Linked DNA regions of Homo sapiens: regions 1, 2, 3, 4, 5 and 6 are each linked to region 7. The links are chromatin loops, found by intact Hi-C in ENCODE. Cell type or tissue: endothelial cell of umbilical vein. All regions are shown on one strand.

Region 1 (4,000 bases), 150 kb after region 7:
AGTGCCCACCAGTGAGGGTGGGAGGGTAGCCGTGTGGGCTGCGAGTCTTGGATGCCTCTTGCTGATGCGGAGAAGTGGATGAGTACAGATAGTGTGGGCTCGGAGGTCCTGCAGCCCTCTGGGAAAGATGCCCTCTTTCCCATTTCCTCTCTCTAAATGCCCCCCTGCCCCCGCCGCCCTCCACCTCTCCTCAGACTCCTTGGACGTTCCTAAAGCCTGCCTAGTCCCATCAGATCACCTCACCCCTTTCCTAGGTAGGAAGATGTAGGTGCACAGTGTCCCCCTTCCGGGGACTTTCACATTTTGAAAGGAGGGGTGGGGAGAGAAAAATGTGTGCCCCAAAGGAACAAAAAGGGTGCTTGGGATTTGGGAGGGGTAGGGAAGGTCACTGGCGCCACCAAACTCTCCCCAGAAAACACCTGCATGCTTAAAAGCTTACCTAGAACCCCCGAAGCCTGGCCTCTGGATGGGGGGCTTCCCAGGTAAGAGCCCCTGCTCTAGAAGTGGAATGTTAGGTTTTCATACAGGCAAGAGGGAAGGTCTTTATTGGTCAGAGGGGCCTTCCAGATCACCCTCAAAGCAACTGTGCAAAAGATTCCAAATGTTGGCCCAGCGCAGAGCAGGACTCTCTCAGATTCCAAAAGCCCCTGACAGCTCATTTTTTCCCCAGAAGGGACCCCAGCTCTTGCACAAACCCCTTCTCTCCCCTTCCCCCTCCTTTCCCCTCCCCTCCCCTCCCGTTCTCTTCCTTTCCCTTCTCTCTGTAGATGAGGGTCGGCAAATGTCTGGTATGAAGGGCCAGATAGTAAATATTTTAGGCTCTGCAGGCCAAGAGGCAAAGCCGAGTTTAACCACATCCCTGCGAGGTGTAGGGCGTGAGCAGCAGCATGTAACCAGGAGAGCAAGCGCCTCCACTCTGTCTTCATAGCGGAAAAAGCAGCCGTAGACGATATGCAAATGACTGAGAGTGACTGTGTGCCAACGAAACCTTATTTATGGACACTGAGATTTGAATTTCATATAATTTGTATATGTCACAAAATATTCTTTGATTTTTTTCCCCAACTACTGAAAAATGGAAAAAACTATTCTTAGCTCATGGGCCATAAAAAGCAGGCCATGGCCAGATTTGGCCGGTGGACTATAGTTCGCCCCTCCCTGATCCCGCTGTGTGGTTCTCAAGTGGGAAACGCTCCTCTCCTCCAGATGGTTTCAATGCACATTAAAGTTTGAGAGCCACTGTCATAAAGGAGAATTTGCAGTTTCCCAGGTGATGCTGATGCCGTCATTAGGGGGATCCCACACTGAATATGCCCAATCTAGTCTGACCTTCACCCTATTTTACAGATGGCAAAACTGAGGCCCAGAGGCAACGTACCTCTATCATATGAGCCCAGGGAAAGGCTTCTTTGTCTCAGGATGCAGAGCTGGGTGGTTTTCTATCTCTAGCCGCCTTCAGCGATCTGCCCTGCCAGCTCACACTGCCCAAGGCTCTAGCCGAGATACAGGAAATGTGGATGTGTCCCCCGGAGCCCGAGAGCAGCAGGGCTGCAGTGAGTCATTTCCCGTGAGTGGAGCTGGCATGCGCTGAGCCTTCCTCGTGCTGTCAGTTCGCTCCCTTCTGACCACTCCAACCTGCGCTTTAGAGGAACTCCCTGCCAGCTTCCGGGAAGCGAAAAGCACCCTCTGTGAGAAGGGAAAAAGGAAAGAACCAAGGTTTGCGTGTCAGACTTGCGTGATTTCAAATCCCATGTTCGTGGTACTGCCTGGGACTTGAAACAAATTCCTTCACTTCCTTGAGCCTCAGTTTCCATCAGTAAAATGAGAAAACAGCCCCTGCCTCTGCGGGGTTCCCAGAAGACCTGGAGATTAAATCTGTCCAGTGTCAGGCACACGGCAGGGAATTTTTATGGTGTCTTTATTGGCCATCCTGGCATTATGCATTAGCCACAAGGGTACCCAGCCTCAACCTCAAAAGCCACAGAAAAAGGCCACCTGATCCTCCAGACAACATGTGTGGCCATGGCTGTGCTGATGGTCTTACAGAGGCAGTCACTGTCCTACACTCCTGAGACATTGCCATTGACGATTTAGGTTGTGCTGTGTAAGGCTCATGTACTTGGGTCCCTTGGTGGCCTTCAGGGTCTGAGAACCCTGAAATTGTATGCAGACATCTGTGAACCTGTGCAGAGGTGCATTTTTCTGGGAGAGGTGCAGATTTTTCATCGAGATCCTCAAAGGGATCCATGCTCCCAAGAAAGCTAAGGATCCCACATCTATAAGCACAGTGCAGAAGGGAGCCCCAGACTTTCAAGGCATATTCCTGGATTTGAGAATCAGCTCCCTGACCCCCATGAGTGGCCTTGGGCACACTGGAGATCATCTGATCTCCCCCCTCTGGCGTGGTCCATAAAGCAGTGATGGGACTATGTGAGGATCAAGTAGGACATGTCAGGCCAGGTGTGGAGAGGGGACTGTGTGGGAGCTGTCGGTCATGGTCCCTTCCCACCAAGCCCCCCACCTGCCCTCACCCCTGACTTGGCTGCCCCCTACTCAACCTTTGGGTTTCCTCTGCAGAGAAGCCTGCCCTGATCACCTCATCCATCCAAAGGGGGCTCCCTCCCAGCTCCCTGTTTGCATTTGTCATTCTACCCCTCTGCCCCCCACTGTAGGTGGCCTGGGGACAGGCACCGGGCTGTTTGGTCCCCATGGCCCCAGGCCCTCTAGCCCATGAACATTTGCTGCAGGAAGGCACAAATGCATACCCCCGCCCTAGGAGCCACTGCCTTGGAGCCCACCCACCTCCAGGCCCCACCTCCCTCCTCCCCCAGCAGCTGCTTCTCTAAAGAGGCAGCTCCCACTGTGCTCTGGAGCATTCAAGATCCCAGCAACAAAGTCAGAGTTAAAAAGTATATTCTGTGCTTCTCCTGGAGCTGACGTGGTCCCATCAGGTGCCCCCTCTTGAGCACAGCCAGCAGCCCCCAGAGAGGCCCTGGGCTGCCCTTCAGGGTCCCCATGCTCAGCCTGGTCTTTTTCAAGGCCTGATTCTAAGGGCTGTGTGGGCCCTGCTTGCTCTGCCTGGAGGACAGTGGGGTCACCACTGGCATCTAGGGGACCCCTCCACCACCCTGCTGCCCCCTAAGATGCGTATGGGGCAGGCCCTCCAGCTTCTCACACCTCAACTCCAAAGGCCTGGGCGATTATGAGGCACCAGTGAGTGAGATCCCCAACCAACCCCATCACTTCAGCCCTCCAGGTCCCAACATCCCACCAGGTCCCCCTGGACTGCCAGCACCTGCCATTCCCCTAGAGGGGCAAGGAAGCAGGGTGGGAAGCCCCAGGAGACTGCCGTTGGTCATGCCCAGGTAAGGATTAGCCAGGCCTTCCTCCTCCACTCCTCTCCTCTTTGCCTGGTGCAGGAACAACCAGCTAGGAGTCAGGAAATCTGAGTTCTGGTGCTGGCTCTGCTGCCACCCAAGCTGTGCCTCTGGTTTCCTCCTGGGCACCGCACATAGATGCCATCTGTGAGTGTGTCCCCTGCTTAGTCCACATCACCTGCCATCAGCCTGCTGAGAGGGCGCCGGGGCCCAGTGGGACACCCTGGGAAATTGTCAGCTACTAGTCCTGCATCCCTGCCCACATTTGGGCTGTTTGTCCCTTCCCATCGCATAAGGAGCGGGGAAGGGCAGGAAACTGAGGCAGCCAGGGTTTGACAGCAAAGCCTGCACTGCCTGGCCTGGGGGCAAAGGAGTGAGGTCCAGAGGTTACGAGCTGCCAAGGACTGGGGACCTCATCTTTCTCCTCCTGGCTCCCATCCAATGCCCAGGGGCTGGGGGGTCTCCTTTCCCGGGGCCTCCCATACACACATTGGTAAAGGGAGGAACAACAGCCTCATGGTCTCGGATCCAAATCCTCATCCCTGTGCTCACGAGAGCCCCTCCCTAGAGCAAGGGAGCACTGGTGCCTGCCTCACAGGGTGGGGGCGAGAAGGGGGCTGTCT
Region 2 (4,000 bases), 100 kb after region 7:
CTTCCACTTGGCAGCCCTAGGTGCTGGAGGCTGCAGCTCTGGGTGAAGGTGGGCCCTGGTCTGTGGGGTATGGGCATCTGTGAGCACCATCTGCATGCAGCCCCGGAGGTCAGGTGGCAGAGTCTCCCATGACAGGTTCCAGCAGCAGAAGTCCTAAGGAAGCAGCTTGTGTCTCAGATGAGGCTGTGTACCTCCGTTGCCTGTCTAGGCTGGAGGAAGGGTGATGGCACCTTTAACTGGTCCCTTCCTTACAGATCACTAAGTGTAAGAGGCCAAGCCTGCAAAGAAAAAAAGGGAGAGGGAGAGAGGAAAAAAAACTAGAGCCTGTGCGCTATGTCATTTCTAACACTAAATGATTAAGAAGTGAGGACCCTGGGGTGTGAGCCAAGGCAGCCTGGGTTGCTCAGTCCTCTAGAAACCCTTCTAAGCTTTCCTCAGCACACAGCCCAGAGTGCTACCCGGAGAAAGAGCCACCTTGTAAATCGCTTTCTTCACTGTGCTGCTATGCCTTTCAAAACAAAAGCTAAAAACTCCTCCCACCCCCATACAACTTGATTTATCATGACCCCGTCATCTCGGTGTCCCGGTGTTAGTTCAAAATCAGGCTCAAAACTGCAAAGGCTGGAGGGAGACTGTGGGAGGGTGAGGGACACTTTATCCAGCACGTGGCACACGCACCTCTGCCGCGTCGGTTCATGCGTGTCCCTCCCTGCGAGCTTGGCGGGGCACTGTGGACACTGGGTTCTCTGCCTGATAAAGGGGGATCCTTTCATGTAGCATGCATCAAGATGCATGCATGGTGTGCTGGGCTGTCTCAGCCACTCTCCCAGGCTTCCCTCCTGCCGGTCCGCACACAAGAGGCAGCGTGCTGGGGAGCCAGTGGAATAAGGGCCCCACAGGGGCAAGATGGCCAGAGGCCATTTCAGCATGACCAGCATTTATGGATCTCCTTCTGTGTACCTAGCAGGGCAGAGTGCAGGGGTAGGGCTTAAGGAGGGGGGCGTGCTGATAGCCTCAGGAGGCCCATCTGTCCCTCCCTCTCTCCCTGGACTCCTCTGTCATCCCATCCCCTCCTAGCTGGCATGATTTTTCCTGTACTCAGATCGCAAAAGACTAGCAAGCCAATATGTTTGCTGGGGGAGTCACAGAAGGCGAAGACCCCCCCATCCCTGCCTTCACGGAGCTTCTGGCTTTGTGAGCCCCCCTCTTCTTGTTGTCAGGCTCCCAAATGACCCCAAAGGGTTTGCTTGCAAAAGTTTGTCCTCTGGACTTTGTGTTTTTCCCCATCTGCTCTACCCTCCTAGTGCCTCCTGGCTCCGGCCCCAGCGCCAGCCCCTGTCTGTCCCTGCAAACACAAGTCAGCTGTGTGTGCAGACAAAGCCGTGCGCCGCAGCGGGGGCCGGGCCTGCAGAAGGGACATTTCCAGGGAACTCTGGGGGCGGCGGCTGGGAGGGCAGAGGCGACTGTCTGATTAGCAGAGACTCGGCGTCACAGTCTAGGGCAAAGAGGGTGCGGGGGATTTGGCCGGGCCCCAGGGGCCAGTGGCTGTGGGTGGTGACCAGGGGAGGCAGCCAGGCTGGAAGAAATCTGCTGTTTGAGAAGTGGAGGAAACGGGCTGGAGAGGAGAGATAACAGCCCGTTCTCTGTGTATCTGCATGCGTCTGCCGGCGAGGGTGGCTGGAGCCGGGCGGTCTGAGGCCATATCTAGCGAGATTTTTGTTCTGGGTTGTGAAAGTGACCTATGGAGCCAGCAGCAGGGTTCAGGGCCTGGGAGAGAAGACACGTGGCCCTCCCCTCTCCTCCCCTTGTCTTGTGTTAGTCTCCCCTCCTCTCCCCCTTGTCAAACAGTAGAAAAGGGAGGGGGCATGGGGGCAGGAGAGGAAGCATTCTTAGTGCGGTAAAAGGCCTGGGTTTCGGTCTGGATTGTACCACTAATTTGACATATGAACTTGGATACTTCCCCTAATATTTCTGGCTGTCTCTGTCTCATTGGCTGTAAAATGGGGATTATTTATAACTGCTCTGCATAGCACGCATGAAATAAGGACGTGAAAATAGTTTGTAAACTGTAAAGTGCCACGTAAATGTTAAAGAGTTGTACTGATTCAAACTGCTTTGAAGCAGGGGCTGGGGCTGCTGATTAAAGACCTGCCTTAGATGAACTAGGTGCTGAGTGGTGGGCAGGAGGGTGGGGTGGGTAGGATCAAGACTTAGGGACCCAGAAGTTTCCATGGAGGCAGGGGTGGGTCACGGGCCCAGCCAAGTGAGCCCTGCCAGAACCAGGACCCAGGGCAGGCGTGGAGGGTGAAGTCCAAGAGCTCTCTGGGTGGGGGTGTTTGGTCATGGGCTTGCAGATTCAAGTAGAAGGTGGCCTGGGTTGGGCATGGACTTCTCCAGGGAGACAGGGGAAGCCATATGAAGCCCCTTGCCCATCAAGCTCCAGGGCCCCTGCCTGGCCTGGAGCATAAAGTCCCACTGATTGCAGAGGGATGGGGGCAGCACTCTGTTTTCCTCTCCTGAGCCTCTGCCACCCAAGGAAGCCAGGTCCCCCTGTCCCCCCACCCGCTCCCCATCCTGACCTGGAAATCAGCCCTCTCTGATGTGGAAACTCAGGCAGGAGCTGGCAGGGGTGACAAGACTGTGAGCGGGAGAGAAGCTGAGCTATTTAAAGCGTGCAGCGCCCAGGGGACATGAATGCCACCCACCCACAAGGCCTTCTCAGCATTCGCTTTCCCCTCCTTGGCCCAGATCCCAGGCCCTCAGTGCACCCACAGGGCCACAGGTCAGGTGCCCGAGGCTCTGGGAAGCTGCAGGCGGACAGGTCCTGGGGCTGGCATGAGATGTGGTTCAGTCCAACCTCGGCTTGGGTTCCCTCCTCTGGGCCTCCGGGCTGAGTTGGCGGGGCCACACAGACTCCTTGGCTCCTGTGCCTTATAAACAGGGCTGAGTGTGAGTGTGGAGCTTAGAAGAGGAATGCCCACGCCTGTGGCCCGGGGCAGCTGCCACCACCCACCCCCACTCCACTGGCTACCAAGCCACCAGACTCAGAGAGCCCATGGGGCAGGAGTGGGAAGTGGGGAGCTTCGCCTGTAGACCCTTCTCCCCTGCCCAGGCCTGGCTTCCCAGAACACCCCAGATTACAGATGTTTTTCTCCTTCATCTCCAATTAACATTTACCTGTCCTGGGTCCTAACCTTTAGTGAATGACAGGGTGTACTGTCCCTCCCTTCCTATCTGGGAAAGGCTGATGTCTTAGCTGGGAAGAGCAACTGGGATCCAGGCCTGTTAGACACAGGGTCCCATGTAGGCCACCACAGGTCTGGACCACCTGGGAGGCCTAGCTGGGGGGCTCCCAGGGGCCAGTCCACCAACCACAGCTGGTCTACATTGCACCAGCACGGCTTATGTATGGAATGACTTGAAAAGTCGTCGACTGCCCTTTCTGGGAAGGACTGGCTACTACTCTGAGATTGCATCCTTCCTACCATATTGGCATTAAGTTGTCCTTTCTTTTATGATATGACGGATGAAGCTTTAAAAAAAAAAATGCTTAGCAAAATAAAATGTGGGCAACCCTCAAATTTTACCAGTCCAATAAATCTTGGAGCTCAGGACTCTGGTTCCAGAACAGCACGGTTCACCTGGATACCCAGCTCTCCTGGCACTGAGGAGCCCGGGGATAAGAGGAACTGTTGAGTGTGTGGGGTACAGCCTGGGGAGGCCTCCGACCCTGGGGCTGCATGCCTCACCCTGACAGTAACTTGCAGCTTGAACTGCCAGTTCATCTTTACACCTGGGATTTCCACCCCACCCCACCTCCTCTATCCTCTCGGCTGGAGACACTTCCTCCCACGTGGCTGGGAATTCAGTGTTTTGCTGTCTGCCGCAGGCTGCCACCATCCCGTAGGCCGGGGGAAACCTGCGGAGGCTGCCTCCAGGCAAGCGCTGCCTGCCGACCACCGCCCTCTGACCCCAGTCCACCGAGCCCCAGAGGCACCCA
Region 3 (4,000 bases), 76 kb after region 7:
CAAGTGTCAAGGCAACAGTGCTTTTGCCCAGGAATGTATATCAGAAACCAACAAGATTGAACTTGGACACCAAGGATGAAAAATGCCACACAGGCCTCCTGAGAAGGGCCCAGGGTATGCCTAGTCAGCAGGATTCAGTTCAGGGTACCAGATTTTTACAGATATTTTAATAATGACTCTTAAATTATTGAAATAAATATAGACAACCCCAAACCTTGGACACTGTATATAAAAAGAAACCTAAGAAGACTCTGAAAGGTAGAAAGAAGACAGACAGGCCAGGGACCTTGGGAACTGAAGAATGACACACTGGTGAGTTCCTGGGGTTTTCCTCTTGGCTCAGATATCCCAGACTTGGAGCTAAAGAAACTGGAGACCCAGAAACACCATGAGGCCTGAGCAGACAAACGGAGCCCCAACAAAAGTCCACTCTTTCTAGCCAGAGGACCAGGGAAGGGGCAGCCTAGCAAGACAGAAAACTCGAGACAGTAGCTACTTTCCTCCAGCCAAACACCTCTGCAGGAACTGTAGCCACACCCCCACCCACCACTCCAGCGGAGGCCCAATGAGGGGCCTAGACAGTGACAAGGTACCCAGCACCCCAACAGGGTGGTGTCAAAGGGACTGTCATCCCCATTGGGGATAATGAGCTACTAAGCTTTTCAATGGAGGCTTTTCAGTGAAAAAAAAAATTTTATTCATTTTAGTGGAAAAAAATAATGCATTTAACCCCAACCCAGGATACCCTCAATTTTTCACAGATAAAAATGTATCAAGTAAATATTAAAATTGAATTTATATAAGTAATAAGCAATAAGTTGTAAGTAAATAAATACAATTTGTTCATAACATGCAATGCAATGAAGGTCTGTGGTACCCAAGATAGGTCACGGAGGAGGTGCAGCGCTTATTCTTTAGAAGCTAACATTATCTTTCTGCAAAATCTTTCCACTATTTTACAACCTTTGCAGAATTCATGCTTATCTTGTGCTCCAACTGCACTTCCAGTAAAGTTGTGGCATGGAAAACACCCTGAGGGTAAAATGGAGTTTGAACATAGTAGTGCTTTCAGTGGCAGGAAGCAGCCTTTGAGCCAGCCAGAAGGGTCATGAGAATGTCCCTCACCACCCCTTCACTTGCCTTTTGGCCACAACTCAAAAGTTTGGGGTTTGTTCCTGCTGCACAACTCACACCTGTTCCCTGTGCTTAGAAAGTGTTGTCAGATGAGCCTGTCTTGACCTACACCCATCATGTTAAATATTCCTTCTGTATCTGTTTGCTAGGTTGCTGTAACAGAGTACCACTGACTGGGCTGCATAAACAAGAGGCATTTTATTTTCTGACACTTCTGGAGGCTGGAAGTCCAAGATGAAGGTGTCGGTGGGGTTGGTTTCTTCTGAGGCCTGTCTCCTTGGTTTGCAGATGGTCACCTTCTTGCTGTGTCTCCATGTGGTCTTTCTTCTGGGCATGCAGCCTCCCTGGTGTCTCTGTGTGTCAAAGGTTCCTCTTGTTATAAGGCCATTAGTCAGTTCAGATTAGGGCCCATCCTAACAGCCTCGTTTAATTTAATCACCTCTTTAAAGGTGATCCATCATGTCTTATCTCCAAATACAGTCACATTCTGAAGTATTGGGGGTTAAGGCTTCAACATATGAAGTTTTGCGGGGTGGATGGGGGACACAATTTAGCCCATGAAAACTTGTTATAGCATATGTAGTTTGTGGGTTTGGGGGTGAAAATGACAATGTTCCAAAAAAAAAAAAGTTGTTTGAAAGGGATATAACTTTTCAAAAAACATTATGGTGAACAGTCATTCATAGGAAGGTGCTTGTAAGAAGCAGGTCTGCGTATGCATCTTTGCTGGTACATGCATAGAATATGTCTGGAAGATTCACACACGTGGAACGGCTGCTTCCAAAGGCCATATGTGATGACAGAGTCAGAGGCAGGAGGGTTCACTGTTATCTGCTACTGGATCTTTTTAATTTTGTTCCACATGCTTGCATTCACACATATTCTAGTAAGCGAATAAAGTACTGATTTTAAGGAAAGAATTGGCTTTGGTCCTCTGCAGTAGCAAGGACCGGTCTGCCTGTTCTCGGCTGTATCCCCAGGGGCTGTCACAGACTCTGGCACGTAGAAGGTGCTCAGGAAGTGTTTGTTGGAAGAATGAATATATGGACAAGGCAATGACTTCCTGTTCTGGCGGCTGGGCACAGGGACTCTGACCAGCCCGCCCAGTGATCGCCTTCTCTGTCTTTCCTCTTCCGTTTGCAGGCGGCAGCAGAGACCTCCGGGGGGCAACAAGCCCCAACAGCATGGTGACCACCAGCCAGGCAGTGCCAAACACAACAGGGACCACCAGAAATCCTACCAGGGGGGCTCAGCACCCCACCCCTCAGGGAGGCCCACTCACCATGGCTACAGCCAGAACCGGCGCTGGCACCATGGCAACATGAAGCACCCACCAGGCGACAAGGGGGAGGCAGGCGCACACCGCAATGCCAAAGAGACCATGACCATCGAGAACCCAAAACTGGAGGACACTGCAGGGGACACCGGGCACAGCAGCCTTGAGGCCCCCCGCAGCCCTGACACCCTGGCCCCGGTGGCTTCTGAGCGGCTGCCCCCACAGCAGTCAGGGGGGCCAGAGGTTGAGACAAAACGTAAAGACAGTATTCTTCCCGAGCGCATCGGGGAGCGGCCCAAAATTACCCTGCTCCAGTCTTCCAAAGACAGACTGCGGCGAAGGCTAAAGGAAAAGGTACCGGTAATTGAATTTTTGTTCTTCTCTTGCACCAGGGAGGACAGCAAGAGGTAGGCACTTTGGTAGGTGGGCACAGTGCAGAGCCTTGTGGGTTTGAGGGTCTAGGGAGCCATGTACAGGGAAGCAGGGGCTTCGGTCACTGTGGGGACCAACCACACTGGTCCACCACTGCCAGCAGGTAGGGCCATCATGAACCCCTCCAGCACACTTGGGCTTTTCACCTTCCAAACTCCAAGAGGCCCAGGGTGGGCACTTGGAACCAGCCCCCAGCCCAAGGGAGTAGGGGGAAGAGATGCATGCCTGGGAGTGATGGGGGAGGTGCAGGGAGCATATTCTAGGGTTAGATATTGTTTGTGCTGAAGAGCACTTGGGGAAACATGGAGCTTATGAAATAAGAACTGAAGCTTTTCTACAGGTGAGTACCATCCAGGCAGTGGTCTCTGCCAGAATGGGGAGCAGAGGTGAGTTGTTCAGAGTGGGGGCAGGCTGATTCCAGCCTTCCTGTTTCCCGCCTTCATCACCCAGAGGCCAGGGAGTGCTCTACAGTGCACACCGTAAGGTGGCTCCATTCTCAGCATCACGCAGGTGCCTACCTGTGCCAGCATGAACCCGAGAGTGAGGCCTCCTTACTTTTGCTCCCAGGAGGCTCTTTCTGCACCCTGGTCCTGGCCTGGCCTGTAGCTTCAGGAGATGACCCTAAACCTCCAGAAGAGGGATGGGGATTTGTACTTGCAGCAGTAAGTCCATTGTGCTCACCCCAGTGCCACCACCCCCGACCCCACTGCCCAGCAGGGGCACAGGAAAGGTCACCCTGGAGAGGAACTGTCCCAAGAAAGGCCAACTTGCCCACAGCCATTCCCACACAGCAGCAGGGCCTACAGAGGCTTCCTCCTGGGGCTTCCGCAGAGCTCCATGTTCTGGGCTTCTCCTCCATCCTCCCCTACTGCCGACTCTCCTCAAGCTCTTGCCCCAGAGGCCAGGCCCAGGGTCCACACTCAGGCAGGATAAGGCAGGTCAGACCTCTTCTTGGATCCACTCTTGAAGATGAGATGCTGCTCCCAGTATCCTCTCCACCGAGTCCTCTAGAGTTCTGCTAAATGTAACTGCAGGGCAGCAGAGTGGAAACAGCACGGGCTTTAGAGCGCAGCTGAGCAGGCTCAGACCTCACTTTGCCTTTGACTGGATGGGTGGTCTTGGGCAAGTCACCTAATCTCCCTGAGCCCCAGTTACTCA
Region 4 (4,000 bases), 560 kb after region 7:
AATGGCAAGATTCAGGAAGGGAAATAGGCAGGGGTAAATTCCAAGAGCCAATTAACAATGGGAAATGAAAACAAAGTCTTTTAAAAATAACAACGTAAGTAAATAGGAAAATGTGAACTTGCTCCCAAAAGGCCACTCCGTAGGAGCCGGGCCTGCAGAACTCCCAGCCTCTGAGGTAGAGGATGAAAACAACATGCACGCGAGAGTCAGATTAGTCCAAACCATCTGCTCTTTGCAAATATAACTTAGCAAGGTGAACCAAGGAATCAGTGGTCCCTCATCTTGAACTTGCTCCTGCTAGACTTTCAGTCTTTTTCCTTGTTGCTTAACGAAGCTCAAGACACACATCAGATCTGGGAGCAGTTCACCTAGCCCTACCCTCTTGAAGAGAGAAACTCTCCTGCAGTTGCTTATCCAGGTATCTTCATGCTCAATTTTATTAAGCAAATTATCCATAAGGGTCTCCTGCTTGGAACCCGGGAATCAATCACTTTATGGGACAAGTACTAAAGGACTGTACACACTGAAAGGTTAGGTAACTTCCCAAGATCACACGGCTGGCAAGAAATGGAGGTGGGTCTCCCATTCCAGTGTTCACACTGTCATACACTGTCTCTGATGCATGAGTGAATATTTTCTTTCCAGAGCTGTTTGTATGTGTCTAGACATGCATTTATATAAACAACTTAAATGTCGTAATATATGGCATTAGCAATATTCACTGGATAAATTCAATGATATTTTGAGGCCATATATCTTTCAACATAGATTATATTATGGAAAATGCCTATAAAACTTTTTTTTTAAATTGCATATACGCAAGTAGAAAATCATCTAGAGTGTTATACAACAAGACATCAATTTAAGGATTACTTGGAAGCAGACATTATATTAACAGTTGGCTTCAAGTTTGTCTCTATTTTTTGTAATCAGCTTATGTTACTTTTGTTCTTTGAGTTATTTTTGAATCATTTATTCTAAAAATATTTATGTGCCATGTATTGTTATAAGGATACCATTAGTGAAAAAAATAAAGATCACTGCCCCTTTGGTGCTTACATGGTAAGAGATGAGAGGAAAAACATACACAGTGAAAAGGCTAGCTCTCCTCCCACCCCATAACCACTTTTATCAGTTTCTTGTGTGTCCTTCCAGAGTTTCTGCATGTAAACAAAGATAAATGCAAACAAATATTATTTTCCCCTGCACTAATCACATACTACATGTATTATTTCATATCTTGTATTTTTCACGTAATATATCTGAAAGAGCCTTCCATCAGTACCTTACTCTTTTTTTTTTTTTACAGCTGCACACTACTAGATCAATGTACCATATTTAAGTAGGTCTCTGTTGGTGGATATTTGAGTTGTTCCTAATCTTTTGCTATTATAAAAAATACTCCCAAAATAAACTAGTACATTGTCATTTTGCACAAATGCACGTAGGATTGCTGGGTCAAAGGGTGATGTTATTTGAAATTTGGATGGATATTACCACATTCTTCATAGGAGTTGTACCAATTTACACTTCAACCAGAAAATTTTGAGACGGTCTGTTTCCACATAACCTGGAAAATGGATTTTTCTAATCTGATAGGTAAGAAATAGCATGTCAGTGAAGTTTTAAACTGCAATTTTCTTATTAGACTTAAACTGTGCATTTTAAGCTATATTTAAGAGCTATGTGATACCCTTTTAAGTAACCTTTAAAATTGTGAAATTTGTGAATGCATCATCTTTAGGCAAATTGGTTACTGCCTCCATAGTGTCTACATGCAGCAATGGATCTGGCTTGAATTAATTAGCTATGTATTAATATTATTATTTAATATAATAGTATATAATAATATTATTTCTTCACTCTTGATGTTAAGAAAGTTAATAGCCAGGATTAGACTATAAGGATATTAACTGTTGTATTAGTTCCCCTAAGCCTAGCACAGAGCCTGGTGCACCTTAGTGTCCAATAAAATGTTTGCTTAAAAAAATGAGCAACAAAAAAGATGTTTTCTTTGGAAGTTATAGTGCAACAGCACCACCAAGGGGGAGCTTTAGCTAAAGCATCTCCCTATCAAATTTCCTCCAGCTGAATCGCTTGAACCCAGGAGGCAGAGGTTGCAGTGAGCTGAGACCATGCCATTGCACTCCAGCCTGGGTGACAGAGTAAGACTCCGTCTCAAAAAAAAAAAAAAAGAAACACTCCTCCAGCCAGATTTCCAAGCCACTGTGAATACATAATCAAATTGGAGACACTGTGAATGCTGTTTAAATGGCACTTGCAAACAACCCTCAAACTCCACCCTCCAAATGCTGCCCCTCAGCCTCTCTTGTATAGAACTTGAGCTGTTATTGTCAGAGTGAACATCCAGCCTGCCACACTGCCACAAGATAACACAGCCCTACATTTTCTCAGACTAAAGACAAGATTTGGTCAATATCAACAACTCAGTGGCCAGCAAGTGCAGCCACATGAACATGCATCTTACAGGAACTCTGTGCACTTGCTCCTCTTCCATTTTGACTATAAGTGAAGACACCTGTACTAGATAGTGGACATTTCCTGCTCATCAGAAGAAACTATGGGAAAAAGTCAGGGAGAGAATGTTAATGTCAAATGTAAATTAAAGGAAAAAAATGCAAAGAATAGCATTTGAATGGATTCAGCTTAAATTTTCTATTTTGAACAGAAGCCTGGATATTGATCTTAAGAATGAAAGTATTCATTTTCCCAGCTACAATAAGCAATAATTTATAAAACTTAATTCAACAGTCTCCTAGCAGTCTTGTGGCAGCTAGCATCCAAAGATGGCCACAAATGAACCACATCTCCCAGCACTTATGCCCTTCTGTGGTTCTTTCCTCTTGAATCTGGGCTGGTCTCGTGACCTGCTTTTGACCAATAAAATGTAACATTCAGGGATAGCTGAGCTAGGCCATAAGAAACCTTATAGTTTCTGCCACTCTTGGGATGTCCCCTCTTGGGAACCTGCCTGCGTTGCGGTGAGGAGGCCAAGCTTCATAGCAAGGTCACAAGAAGAAGAACTGAGGTGTTCCAGGCAACACCTCAACAGATCTCCCAGCTAGCATCAACTGCCAGCCTTGAGATGGGAGCACACTGGACACCCAGCCCAGCTGCTCTACGATGGCAAACAAGAGACCACAAGTAGAGAATCAGTTAGCTAAGCAATCAACCCAAAGCCCTGTGGAGGTCATTACAAATTGTTGTTTTAAGCCACTAAGTTTTGGGGTAGTTTGTTACACAGAAATAGACAACAGCAACAAATTTATTTCATAACCACACCCAGGCAAGATAAGCAATAAACTTAAAAGGCAATTTAGTACAGTAACATTGTTTTTTTATGACTTTTTAGAATAGAGACCATGAGCTCTTACAGAGAATAAACATGATTTATATATTCTGTATACCCCTTCTCTTTCAACCTCTGATAACTATGTTCTCAATAAATATTTATTAAATGGAAGCATGAATAATACAAATATAGTTAAATATTGATTATACTGATGGAAGGAAGGTATAATTCAGAAATAGTAGATATTTAAAAGTATATACACTGAACTCTGTAATACAGACATGCTCACATCCACTCTACCTATCTCATCCTGAAAGGGCATTAGAGTGCTGGTTCTTATACTTTTCTCAGGGCCCCTTTCAACTCTTAAAAATATTAATGAGAACCCCAAAGAATTTTTTCATATGTCAGTTATACTGACAGATATTAAAACTGAGAAAATATTAAATATTTACTAATTCATTTAAATTTAATAATAAACACATTACATGTTAACATTAATACAGTTAATGAAAAAGCCCCTTTAGTCATTTGAGAGATATTGGTTCACTGAATTATGCAGATCTTCCAAATGTTGACACATTTCATCAAATAATAGTTTTTAAAATCCATATTTACTAACATCATTGATGTTATAACAAAAGTCTAAATTATTAGGAAGTTGTCAAACTCATGATGCCAAATATA
Region 5 (4,000 bases), 500 kb after region 7:
AGGCACGTGTCACCAAGCCTGGCTTTTTTTTTTTTTTTTTTTTTGCAGAGATGAGGTCTTGCCTTGTTGCCCGCACTGGTCTTGAACTTCTGGCCTCAAATGATCCTCCCACTTCAGCCTCCCAAAGTGCTGGGATTATAGGTGTGAGCCACTGTGCTTGGCTTCTTTCCAATTTTGACTAGATTTGGTCAGAAATGTTATTTAGCAAAAATTACAAAATTAAAAATTGGTAATTTATCTAAAAAGCACTTTACTCCTTTTATACATATTTCATGGACAATGGATTTTAAAAATGTATATATCCTTTATAAACTAAACTACGATGAAAGTCTAATTTTTTATAATTAGTATGCAATTCTAAAGATATCGATCTTATTAGAAGTTTTATGGTATTTTCTCTATTAGAAAATTATGTTCTGTAAAGAAAGAGATTTTCTGACTTGAAAGAAGTTTGGTTGTCTTTTTCGGTGACCCTTTCTTAGTCTCTTGAGAAAATTGCACACCAAGGAAATAGCAAATCTGTCCAGTTTTTTAAAAATCCTATGGCACAGTGTCACTAATTTATGGGAATAATTGGGATCGAAATAACATTGAAAGAGAAAATTCATTTGGAAAGTGGAATGACCTCACAGTGAGTGCAAGAGGAGCCAGGATGGCAGGGTAGAAGTTATTATTATCACAGGTCATAAGGCACTTCCTAAGTGTAAAGAAATTTCCTCTCAGGGGAAACCTACCAAATAAAGCATGTTTACTATATGTCAGATTTTACAAAGATAGTCACAGGAAACATGATACTGCTAACTTTGGGGAAATGCTGCAGAGTACCTATAACTACGTTATAACACAATTGATAGCCAAAATATTTCCCAGGTGTTGGACCCTTAATTTGAGAATCTCAACTGGAACTTTGAAATTTCTTTTTTGCTTAGCCCTTAATCTTAATTTAGTGAATATAATTAGTCTTTGGGATGGCCATAGGAACAGGAAGCCTTAACTGGAATTATAGGTCTTTACTGGTAAATGCCTTTTTTCAACACCTATTAGCTTCATCACTATAAAAAAATCTTATGTCTGTAAAAACTTTATCCATTTATTTCAACTTCCTTTTGATCTTTGTGTACCTAATTATTAATTTATACTTGTCCTACACATTTTTCCCATGTCTTCCTTTATCTTTTGTTTGTAGGTTTGTCTCATTTCTTATGTGAATACAAGTTCAAGGGCACAGATGTCCATTCCTCTTTTCTTCTTTTAACACTTCCACAATGCCTCCTGTATATACCAATGGTTTCAGTGGGTTAATGATCCCTCATTTTCCTTTTAAATAAACTATCTACTGACTGGTGGATAAGATATTCTTTGAGTTAAAGTTCTAAAACTACTTTTTAGAAAAACCACAAAACCAATCATATATTTACAGTAACTTCATAAGAAACCCATCTCTACTGTGACTCATCCTGAATAAAGAAGTAGCTCCCTTTCCAACCTCTTAATACATAAACCGAAACCACAAAGAGAGAACAATTTCCATGAATGAAGTTGTTATCAATGCCTATAGGAAAGCCATGGATTTAACTCCTTAGGCCTTAAATTAGAATCTTAATTTAACACAGTTCTCAGAAAGCTCAGTTACTGGCTTCCTCAGTGAAAGCTTCTAAATAATAAAAGCAACAAAGAAGAAAGGAAAACCAGAATGGGAATATGTGGAAATGGGAAAAATCTAAGAGTAGTGTGACCAAAAAGAGAAAAATGGGCCTCAACATCAAAGAAGGAGCAAACTCAGAATTCCACTATGGTTTAGTACATCAGTACATGCTCAAATCAACAACCCTGCAGCAATGAGAAAAAGATTCAAATGTGTGTAAGGTCTTTACTTCAAACTCCTAAAAGTCTGCAATAGCAAGATCTCTATCCCAAATACTTTCTAACATTTTTAAGGTGGCGCTTTAGTGAAACATACTTTTGTTATTTGGAAAATATGTGGAACTGCACAATTCCCAAGAATGCTAGATAAATGATGTATCACTTAAAGATTCTTATGGTTTCAAATAGCCCAGTTATTTCAATATCAACAGAATATTTCCAAAATGATAAAATTATAATTCTTTCTAATAAAAATACACTAACAATAGAGAAAATAAACGATAGTAATCCTCAGAAATAACCATGGATTAAATGTACTTTTGGAATATAGTCCTTTATTATAACTACCGATAATTACAGAGGTAGAATTCTATCAGTAGTTTTAAGAATGCCACCATCTCCAGATAATATTATAGATCAAATCAAGTTGGGTATAACCTGATAGGAAATAATCTATTTTAAGAACTGTAATTAATGTTTAACCATGTAACCCCCCCACCACGCCCCCATTTTCCTAAAACCCAGACATAAATTCATGCTTCGTGCTCCCTCTGCTGGCTCAAAAGCTACAGTTAATTCCCATTACAGCACACTGAAGGGCATTGATACATTATATTTGGGATCTTCACAATGTAATCCAGCTCCCTTCTTTGAGTGTTGATGAAAAACAAGAGAGGTGACAACTAGACCACAGTCACAAAGCTTTCTGAGAGCCAGAACAACTCTGGTCTTTTGACTCCCAATCCAGTGCTCTTTCCATTCCATAATGATCTCACTGCCTTCATGTATGAGACTATTACTGAACTTTATTTTGCTATGAGTTATTTAAAATCTGAAGCTCAGTAGCTTTGGGTTACACAGACTTTTCACTGTACTGTAATTACAACTGATAAGGAGATTTGACCAATATTCAGTAAAGATCTATTAGGCTTAAAGAGTGTCTCCATTTCTAATTTGTTTGAACAGTGTCCAATTTAAGACACCTACTGTAAAGTTTCTTGATATACTGAGTACTTAAAATGTCACCTAATGTGATTCTACCATTTGCTTACAAACCATGTCACAACTTTTGACTTGGAATATATAGTTACCACACAATATATCTTCAGGTCTGTCAAAACCATAAAGTTATTTTGTTGTGATGATGATGATGATGATGACAACAACGATGAATAGGCTTATAGTTACCATCTATAGAGTATCTATTACACAACAAATACAGGATTGGGTCTTTAGAGAAATCATTGTCAACATAAGGTAGATATTACTATCCCTATTTTACAGAGAAGGGAGCTGAGGGAAAGTAAATTGCCCAAGGTCTGTTTAACACGAAGTATCTACTGCTTCCTCTGTATGTAAATGCTTTGATATTTTGTTCATTCTTAATCAGCAGAGATAGCAACAGTAAAATAATCTCTTACTACCAGCACCATCATTTCCACTTAAGGCAAAAAAAGAAAGCAAAAGATACTTTATTCAAAGCATGAATCTGTTGAACTTCTTTAAAGTTTATACTAAAGTGGAGAGGGTTAATATTTTCCTTACTTTTGGTAGAGGAAATTACATGACCTAGACTATAAATGTTAGTATTTAATTCCAGTTTACTTTTGTATAATAGATGTATTTAATTATTTGTCAAGTGATCTGTTGTATGGAAAAACCTAACTCTAGTCTGATAACAATGCTAGTTAGATAGAAACAAACAGTCCCAGATTAAAGAATCTAATCTGTTCAGTCAAAAAGTAAATATTTATTAAGCTAGAATATACAAGTCTATCTTTGTAAGGAAGACTTTTTTCTTGATAAGAGATATAAATTATTATCTAAATCATGGACAGCTTTTATTCAAAATGAAGTTTAATTTCTGTGTTCCTTTTGAAACCAGAAAACTATAGATGTCAGTGCCCATCCTCGTTCTCTGGTAGTGATTAGTTGTTATTTTCATAAATGGGAATCATATTAAATAAAGAATTTAAATAGGAAAACAATGTTAAAGTGAACACCTTTCTCAATTATTTATCAGTAACCTATATGGACAGTACAGGCAACAAATGTCAATATTCTAGAAATGAGAAAGTAGCCTATGGTAAACTCCACATTAAGGAACTTAAAGAAAATTGATAAATGATTGTAAATT
Region 6 (4,000 bases), 160 kb after region 7:
AAAGAGTACTTACCAAATCCCTACTGACACCCTGGGCAGCCCCAGGCCCTTTTCTCAGCCCAGGCCTGTCTGCTCCTCCAATGGGTGGCTGCTCCTCTGAGCACAATGCTAATTATGCCCTTAGCACAGCCCGATTCTTCTCTGAACAGTAACAGAGCTTAATTGTCTCCGGCCCAGCTGTCCCTACCCAGTTGGTCCTTGGTTACTGCATTCTGCCCAAACCCACTGCAGAACCAGCTGCACTCCCTCACCCAAAGGATAGCCCTCCAACCCAGCTCCTGCCACAAGGCTTCACTCCACCCCCACCCCCACCCCCACCCCAGAAGATGGGCACCTCTGTCTGGAAACCAGGCTACTACAAGTGTTGATCCTTCTTCAATACAGCATGCCAAGATTATCATGCAAAAAAGAACATGGTTTAAGCAAAGGTTTCTTCAAAATTCCGTGCTTGGTGGCAGAGGAGTGGGCCAGTGTGTCCCTTTTCTAAGTCCTCCAATGACCCTTGCTCGTTATTTATGCCCTCCCTGACTCATGCTCTGTAAAGTCTGAGGTTGGTAAAAGCCCCCTACATTTAAGAGGGCACCTGGTTAATGTAGGCATCCCATAAACAATCTTCTAAGAAGCTTCTTCCCAGTCTCAGGGAACTGTAGGTTGGCATAGCCTTGCAGATAATCTTGTGCCCAGTTGGTGAGCAAGCAGGGGCCAGTGGCTGGAGCGGCCCCTGGGCTCTGGGCATGGGGAGGCCCTCCTTCTGAGCTGATGGGTGGCCTCTGCAGCCGGGCCCTCCCTGAGCTTCCCTCTGGGACAGCAGAGAACTCAACCTCTCTGCCTAGGGCAGCGCCCTCGTGGCCCCGGCTCAGCCCAGCTCCTCTAGGGAATTGAGTGGCTGGACTGTGGTTTAGTCGCCCCCAGGGAAGCTTACCCAGAGGAGGAAAGGACTGTTTCGCAAGCCAGGCCCGGCGTTCTGAGCTGGCCTGTCCGCCCCTGGCATATGGCTGGGCCTGTTAGGAAATCAAGGAGACGCTCTGTCTCTTTCCAGCAGGCGCCACTTCTGTCTTGCCACTGCTTTGCTCGATTCAAGACGCTGGCTCGGGGGCCAGGCTGGTGGGCAGGCAGGCGGGCAGGCGGGCAGGCCCCTCTCCCACCAGCCCGGTGCCTGGGAAGCGCTCACTGTCTCCTCAGCCGGTGTTATCCCAGGGGTCCCGCACCTGGCTGATAAGGCCAGGCGGCTATCAGTGGCCATCTCGGGTGGGAGGGCAGGGTGGCTCTCAGGGAAGGATTCCAGACTGTTTCCTTCTGGGGCTGAGCTCCAACGCCCTTATCTCCTTTCCTGCCAGGCAGGGACTCCTCAGCGCTCACACACAAAAGAGAACTCCACCCAAGACGCACAGCCCCTACCTACTGGAAGGTGGAGGAGGCTTTGCCTCCGGTTTCATTAAATCTACCTGGTTCTCAATCGGGGGCAGTTAAGTGTGCACTCAGCTAATATCAATGTATTTGGTCCTGCCAGGGGGTGGGAGGGTTGGAGAGACGGGGACGTTCAAGTAATGGAGCTGCCTTGGTGGCTGTTTTCGAAGCTCCTGGACTTGTCAGTCAACTGAAACGTCTCTTGGAAGAGAAACAACCAGGGGATGGGCCAATGCCAATTACAAGATTCAGGGGCTGCGGGGATGGGGAGGTCAGGCCTCATGGGACTGAGTAGAACGAGGGTGGTGGGGCCTGAGTGTGAAAAACCAGGCCTCGCTCAGCCCCGCTCTTGGCTGCCTTGAAGCCTGTGAGGCAGGAGGCCTGGTGAGTATTATTCCCGTTTCATAGAACGCAGGCCTGTGGGTGGGAGTGCTAGAGGGAATACGGGAATATATTATAGAAGATGGGTCAACGGAATCCTTGAGAGGTCAGCCGAGCGCCCATTCCTGTTAGCGCGGAAGGGAGAGCCCTGGCCTCACAGTGTTCCCAGGATTAATGTTCCGCCTCAGAAGAGCAGCCTACCCCCAAGACTCTCAGACTTACTGCTGGGCAATGCTTTCCAGAGGCCAGGGCTGGCCTAGGTGACCCCACAGGGCCTTGTTCCAGCCCAGCAGTCGCTGATTCTACAGGCAAGTTACTATGGGAACTATAACTTTGAATTTCCTGGCTCTGGGGCTGTGAAAATCACAACCTGAACCTTCCGTTGATGTGGGTTTCTCGATTAATTTCCTGTTTGATTGTTTACTTTAGAGAGCGGAAAATGCCTTTGCAGGCAGCTAGCTCCCTCCACGGAGACACTTATCACACCCTGCCCCCACAGCCAGCAAGGTCAAGTCCAGGCCTCAGGTGGGTGGAGGTAGGGGCCAGAAGCAGGGGCAGGGACTGGGGGAAGGGGCTGGAGCTGGGGGCAGGGAGGAGGCTCAGCCAGAAGCAGATGGCAGCCTGAGCCCCCTGCCCTACCCTTCTGCTTGCCCGGGGTCCCAGCCTGGTGGATGTCGGGGCTGTGGAGGGACCTGTGATTTCAGAGACCTGTGAGCCTTTGAGGGGAGCCTCCCACCCACCCCAAGCCCCAGGACTGGCCCCTGGCTGCCCAAACTATCCCCTGTCTCAAGGAGCTCTGTTGTGCAGAGTCAGACATACAGTGCAGTCCTTCCTGGAGAGGGTGGCCTCAGTGGGGAGGGTCAGAGATTTCCCCCTAGGCCAGGCACTGCTGACTGGGCTGCCCAGTGCGGGGCTGGGCGTAACTGCTCTTCTACCCTTCTCTCCTCCATCTGCCCTCCCCAGGGCCCTGCGCTCCAGCAGGGAGCTGTGCCCAGTGTTCCCAGTGACCATAACTCCATCCTGTTCCCTGCGGAGTGGGGAGGGCTTGCAGGCTCAGGTGCCGCCTGCGAGCCAGGAGTTCTGATCTCCTGTGATGATAACCACCCATCTCTAGGCCATGGGACACTCGGTAGCCTCTCGAGCCCTCCTCCCCACCCCAGCTACCCAGCCCCTAGATGGCCCTGAGGCCCCATTTATAATGGGGGCCCTGAGGCACGGGGAAGGGAAATGGAATAGGCCAGAGGGCTGTGGACTACCCAGGGGATCTGGGAGGCCTGGGAAAAACTCCCAACCTCCCAGCACCCCTCCCTTATCTAGGTGACCGTATATGATCCACATCAGGGCAGTTTGGAGAGTGGAAAGGATGCTTTTACTAATGACTTTGAGATGACAGGTGAAAACTGGAACTATTCCAGGCAAACGAGATGTGCCATCACCCCACCTTTGGCCGGCCTCTCCCCATCAGCCTATTTATGTGGGCACTCACTGGGGAGCAGGAGTGAAGCTATTTTTCTACCTACTTGTGTGCTCTTGGAGAAATCATTTCCTTCCCTGTGCCTCAGTTTCTGTAGCTGTGACATGAAGAGCGTTGCAGTGGTGCCTAACTCAGATCATCTGGTAGAAAGATCAAATGGATCTTTAAAAACACACAGAGCACATAGAACAACCACTCAAAATATGTAAGCCAGGTGAGCATGAGGATTCCGAAGGTGCTGTTCACCCTCAGAGGCCCCCTCTCAAAAGGGGAACCTCAGAGCTGCCTTAGGCATTTCCTGTTCACTCCTCAGGAGGGATCTTGGACTGGGGGCAGTGAGCACAGAAGAAGCTTCCAGAAGGGATGGGGAGGGCCTAAAGGGGAAGCTGGGAGGCACTGGCTGCAGGCACAGCTGCTTCCCTGGAGTCTCAAACCCACCCCAGGGTCCTGGGGATTCCTGGCTGCAGGCACTGTGAACAGAACTAGCCCCTGTCTAGGCCACTAGCTGGAGCTTGGTCCACAGGAGAAGCCGCTGGAGTTGTAGCCCTGCCTTCTGGATCCAATGTCTCCAGAAGAATTTGGTGTCTACCCTGAGCCCCAAATTATATTTCCAGCCCCCGGGCCAGCTGTGGGATGAAGCATCCCCCATGTGACATCCACTGTCGCTACTTTGTACGGGGTGGTTTGCAAGCCCGGCAGGAAGGAGGCTAATTATTCCCTCTGGGGCGCCTGGTCCGC
Region 7 (4,000 bases):
TTCTGCTTTGCACACAGAACATTGTGTAATTCACCCAAAATAATTTTCTTCCAGCTTCCATTTCTTCTGCTGTAAAGTTGGGGGTCATATACCTGTTCAACTTACGTTGCAAAGCTGTGCTAAGAGTCAAAATACAATAAACCAGTTCATATAATGACAGGGATTTTTGAACTTAAAAAACACTCTGCAGATGTGATGTGGCCTCATGAAGTGGTAGTCACATCTGGAAGCAGGCAGAGAACTGGCAAGCTTGGCAGATAAGAACTGCGCTTGGAGATGGTCCAACAGCTTCCTTCTGTGGGTTTCTTGGCGGGTGGGAGATGGAGGGCAGGGACTGTTGGCTTTCCCCAGCTCCTCCTGAGACTGAGACCTAAAGGGTGACTGTCTTCCTGCCCTTGACCTTAGACAGAAAAGACTGTTGGGGGAGTCTTCTGCTCACCCATTTCTCTTTCCTCTTATGTCCTTCCCTCTTTCTTGCTCAAATCTTCCCCCTCTTTCATGGCCCTGTTCCAATTTCACCTCCTGCATGAAACTATTCTGGATAAATCAGACCACATCAGCCCACAGAGGTTTCTTGGTTTTTTGGGGGTCTTGATTCTAGGCCAATTTTGAGGTTTTCCCCTTTTTTATGCCCCTCCATGCATTTGTGCCTCCTGGAGGAGGTAGACCTGGAACTGGGCCTTGGGGGGTGGCCTGGGAGGGGAGAGGGACCTATGGGGAGAAAGAGAATTATGGTCAGGAGAAAAGGAGGCTGTTGAGAGTGGGGGAGTCCAGGAGTCCTCGAGAGGGGAGACTGTATGTAGGGAGAGCAGTTGGGGGTGGCCCTGGACGTCTTGGGACCTGACCAAATAGGGACTCAGCCGAATGCTCTCCAGCAAGGAAATGCAGGATGGAAGGAGGATTCAGAAGCCGTGGGACAGGGCCTGACTGAGCCTATGCCCTCCTCCTGGAGACCAAGAGGGAGTTCCCAGGATCTCCCTCCAGGCACCAGGGAAGAAGTTTTGTTATTTGTTAGGGACAAAGGCTAGAGCCCTTTAAAAGTAGGACTTGGCCCCAGTGGAGAGGTCATCTGTCCATGCCCTACTTTGGGCCAGACCATATCCAGAATCCCTTGATGAGTATCAGAGGGCTTAATCCTTCAGGGAGTAGGGCCTTGAGGCCAGCATGGGACAGGGAGCTGGGACAGTAGGCTCAAAGAAGGCCAGATTGAGGACAGCCTTCCTCAAGGTCTCAGCTGGGCCAAGGCCATCACACAGACAAAGAGCTGCTGGCCTAGCCCTGCTGGAGGAATGAGCTCAGGGTTGAGAAGAGGCCAGCAGGGGTGCCCGGTACACAGTGAGCAGGCCCCAGGCTGGCCTGAGTGGCCCTGTCGACGGATGCCCAGAGGCAGACCCACCCTGCACACGTCCACCCGCTTTGATGAATGGGGCCACACAGCCCGCAGCCTTGCCGTCCCTGTCCTTCAGCAGTTTCCAGGGTCTGGTTTAATCCTCCCACTCCCTGAGCCAATTTGGCGATGCCCTTGATGACTTGGGCCAGGCCTGGTTGATTGAGATTGCTTGCCGGTCCAGCATCTTCCCTCCTCTGTCCTTTGTGGAAGGAGCCGCCGGGGCTTGGGGGAAGAGGAAGGTGTCGCCAAGGGTGTGAAGCATCCATTATTCCTTTATTAGCCAATGTCCCATTTCTGGTCTCATTCTCCTTCCTGGCAGCGGTGAGTTTAGGGGCGGAGAAGCCCAGTTATTTTAGTTTCCCCCTGCTTCTGTCACTGGGAGCAGTGGTGGTGGAGGGGGCGGGGACGGACAGGGCTACGTGCTCTCCAGCAGGCATTTGTGAATGGGCCTCGGCTCCCAGGCTGACCCGCCGGCAGGCGGCCCCCCCAGGACACACTGACTCTTACTGGCTGGAAGGCGTTTTTCCAGCATTGCAGCGGCCAGGCAGGAGGAAGCTTTCCTCTGGCCCAAGAACAATACCAGGGTCAGCCCAGGGACCTCCCTCCTACACCCTCTTCCTTCCATTGTGAGCTGCTGCACAATCCCAGGCCCCTCTGTTCTATACAGCCAGGGGGGCTGGGGGGTCAGGCCCAGGAGAGATTCACAGTGTGTGTGACACCGTCAGTTGCTTGCCTCCACTTCCCAGGCTGGGCCAGGGATCTGGAGGCAGCCGATGGCCAAACAAACCAAGTGAGTGAGTGGCCATTGGGTCCCTGTCCTTTGCAAGGGGCTACCTCCAGAGTGGGGCCCCCAGCTGGATGCTACCACTCTTTCCCTCCTTTCCCCATTGACTCGTAGCCTGCCAGGGCTGGAAAAGACCCAGAACTTCCACCTACAACCCCATTACAGACGAGGAAACTGAGAGACCCAGAAAGGCAAACTTCTCATTGCCTTGCTTAAAAATCCTTCACTGATTCTCAGGGCCTATGGAAAACCCTGGACTTTCCTTTAGCCCAGGGCCTGCTGGCACCCCCGGCTTCTTTCCTGTGACTCCGAGTCTGTCTGTGCTCTCAGCTTGGTGACTGATTGCCAAGCCCCTGATCCAGCAGCACCAGTTGCCTTCAGTGTCCTTCCCACCTCATCCACCTGCCTGCCTGCCCCACACCTGGTTTTTGTTTGTTTGTTTGTTTGTTTGTTTTTTGAGATGGTGTTTCACTCTTGTCACCCAGGCTGGAGTACAATGGCTCGATCTTGGCTCACTGTAACCTCCGCCTCCCAGGTTCAAGCAATTCTCCTACCTCAGCCTCCCAAGTAGCTAGGATTACAGGCGCGTGCCACCACACCCGGCTAATTTTTATGTCTTTAGTAGAGATGAGGTTTCACCATGTTGGCCAGGCTGGTCTTGAACTCCTGAGCTCAGGTGATCCACCTGCCTCGGCCTCCCAAAGTGCTGGGATTACAGGTGTGAGCCACCGTGCCCAGCCCCACACCTGTTCTTCAAAGACTCTGCTTAGAGGTCACCTCCTCTGTGAAGCCCTCCCTGATAAGGGACTTTTCCAATGCGTTAGTTTATTGATTCACCTGGCTCCTCCAGCACTTAATATATTCCTAGAGCACAGCTGCCCCTCCACATCACTGGTACACATGCATGCCTCACCCACACATGCATCTCTCCCTGAAACACACATGATCCCGGGAGCCAAAAGCGTATCTTATTCACCTCTGCAGCTCTTTGCACAGGTCCTCAAAGTGTGGCCCCTGATCAGCAGCAGTAATATCACCTGGGGACTTGCTAGAACTGCAAAGTCTTGTGTTCTATCTTCACCCCAGTGAACCAGAAACTCTGGGAGAGGGGCCCAGTGGTCTGCATTTTAACAAGCCCTCTGTGATACTGATGCGTGCAACAGTTGGAGAACCACTGCCTTACGACCTACTTGCAGGCCACTGGCTTTTCACTACTTCTGGATAGTTCAGGGAGTCACTGACATCACCTTCCCCTATCCCCTTCTATCTGCTGCTGAGATTTTTGGTTGGTTGGTTTTTACCATTATTTTGCTCAAATGAAGGACAAAGAATTGTGCCCTGTTTGACAACCCAGGACATGGATTTGCAAATGGTTTGGTGATTCAAGGACAACATGGTCCCCCAGACTCCAGCAACTGCTCCTGTCACTGGTCATGCCTCAGAGGACCCCTGGGTCCCGACAGCCCTGGGCGGGCCATTGGGGATTAGGGTTTCTGGAAGGCTCATTCCCTTTGCACCAAAGATAGAAACCTCAGCAGAGTCCTCAGTGACGCTGCGTATTTCCAGGTGGTCAAAGCCAACACCTGGGGTGGAGATGTGGGGGCAACCCACCTGGATGGGGCGAAGCCCTGGGCTCAGTGTTCCAGATCTTTCCTTCCAGCGCACTGCTTTGTGTGTGTGGCAGATGAACCATCCACAGCGTGCTGGGCAGAGGCCGACAGGGAGAGGAGTTTGTTCCCTGCGTGCAGAACCTCTGCAGCGGCGGGCGCTGACACCGAAGCACACTGGGTGGCAGGGGGAAGCCTCCCTGGGAATAAAGCAACAAA

The links. Hi-C counts contacts between places; a loop is a spot of excess contacts. Peaks named below come from ENCODE experiments on the same cell type or tissue, not always from the same donor. Only the 100,000 strongest peaks of a DNase experiment are listed, where the experiment ranks them.
Region 1: a loop joins it to region 7, with 4 times the contacts of the local background. A loop is called at or near these places in 13 of 110 quality-filtered maps.
Region 2: it touches region 7 in a loop (5-fold over the local background); 59 of 110 quality-filtered maps call a loop at or near these places.
Region 3: a loop joins it to region 7, with 2.4 times the contacts of the local background. A loop is called at or near these places in 18 of 110 quality-filtered maps.
Region 4: it touches region 7 in a loop (12-fold over the local background); 67 of 110 quality-filtered maps call a loop at or near these places.
Region 5: it touches region 7 in a loop (8-fold over the local background); 72 of 110 quality-filtered maps call a loop at or near these places.
Region 6: a loop joins it to region 7, with 5 times the contacts of the local background. A loop is called at or near these places in 17 of 110 quality-filtered maps.

The regions. Positions count from the first base shown.
Region 1 is chr18:48,833,314-48,837,313 of GRCh38, forward strand. The region is part of intron 10 of CTIF (cap binding complex dependent translation initiation factor); the gene reads left to right. It overlaps CTIF-AS1 (CTIF antisense RNA 1), which reads right to left. Exons shown (of 3, transcript XR_935449.3): 3 at 1-1,686. Among named protein-coding and RNA genes, the nearest start is that of CTIF-AS1, 6.6 kb to the right of the region's middle. RefSeq lists enhancers at 1-24, 2,487-3,387, 3,388-4,000. In endothelial cell of umbilical vein, no CTCF peak of the experiment used is centred here; a DNase peak (open chromatin) is centred at 1,548; H3K27ac peaks cover 760 bases.
Region 2 is chr18:48,779,870-48,783,869 of GRCh38, forward strand. All of the region lies in intron 9 of CTIF (cap binding complex dependent translation initiation factor), which reads left to right. It overlaps LOC107985147 (a long non-coding RNA gene), which reads left to right. Exons shown (of 2, transcript XR_001753444.2): 2 at 1-285. Among named protein-coding and RNA genes, the nearest start is that of CTIF-AS1, 60 kb to the right of the region's middle. RefSeq lists enhancers at 1-42, 675-1,306, 1,937-2,568 and a silencer at 1,127-1,309. In endothelial cell of umbilical vein, no CTCF peak of the experiment used is centred here; a DNase peak (open chromatin) is centred at 1,602; H3K27ac peaks cover 1,673 bases.
Region 3 is chr18:48,755,642-48,759,641 of GRCh38, forward strand. CTIF (cap binding complex dependent translation initiation factor) reads left to right here. Exons shown (of 12, transcript NM_014772.3): 8 at 2,278-2,764. Among named protein-coding and RNA genes, the nearest start is that of CTIF-AS1, 84 kb to the right of the region's middle. RefSeq lists enhancers at 1,850-2,438, 2,439-3,027. In endothelial cell of umbilical vein, no CTCF peak of the experiment used is centred here; no DNase peak of the experiment used is centred here.
Region 4 is chr18:49,236,612-49,240,611 of GRCh38, forward strand. The region is part of intron 13 of DYM (dymeclin); the gene reads right to left. Among named protein-coding and RNA genes, the nearest start is that of MIR4744, 190 kb to the left of the region's middle. In endothelial cell of umbilical vein, a CTCF peak has its summit at 2,050; a DNase peak (open chromatin) is centred at 2,020.
Region 5 is chr18:49,176,552-49,180,551 of GRCh38, forward strand. The region is part of intron 14 of DYM (dymeclin); the gene reads right to left. Among named protein-coding and RNA genes, the nearest start is that of MIR4744, 130 kb to the left of the region's middle. In endothelial cell of umbilical vein, a CTCF peak has its summit at 2,433 (motif pointing left); a DNase peak (open chromatin) is centred at 650.
Region 6 is chr18:48,840,567-48,844,566 of GRCh38, forward strand. All of the region lies in intron 10 of CTIF (cap binding complex dependent translation initiation factor), which reads left to right. CTIF-AS1 (CTIF antisense RNA 1) reads right to left here and starts at 1,312. Exons shown (of 3, transcript XR_935449.3): 1 at 923-1,312. RefSeq lists an enhancer at 3,972-4,000. In endothelial cell of umbilical vein, no CTCF peak of the experiment used is centred here; DNase peaks (open chromatin) are centred at 975, 1,155 and 2,105; H3K27ac peaks cover 2,214 bases.
Region 7 is chr18:48,679,172-48,683,171 of GRCh38, forward strand. The region is part of intron 6 of CTIF (cap binding complex dependent translation initiation factor); the gene reads left to right. It overlaps LOC105372107 (a long non-coding RNA gene), which reads right to left. Exons shown (of 4, transcript XR_007066460.1): 3 at 3,786-3,981. Among named protein-coding and RNA genes, the nearest start is that of MIR4743, 11 kb to the left of the region's middle. In endothelial cell of umbilical vein, a CTCF peak has its summit at 1,870; a DNase peak (open chromatin) is centred at 1,940; H3K27ac peaks cover 1,279 bases.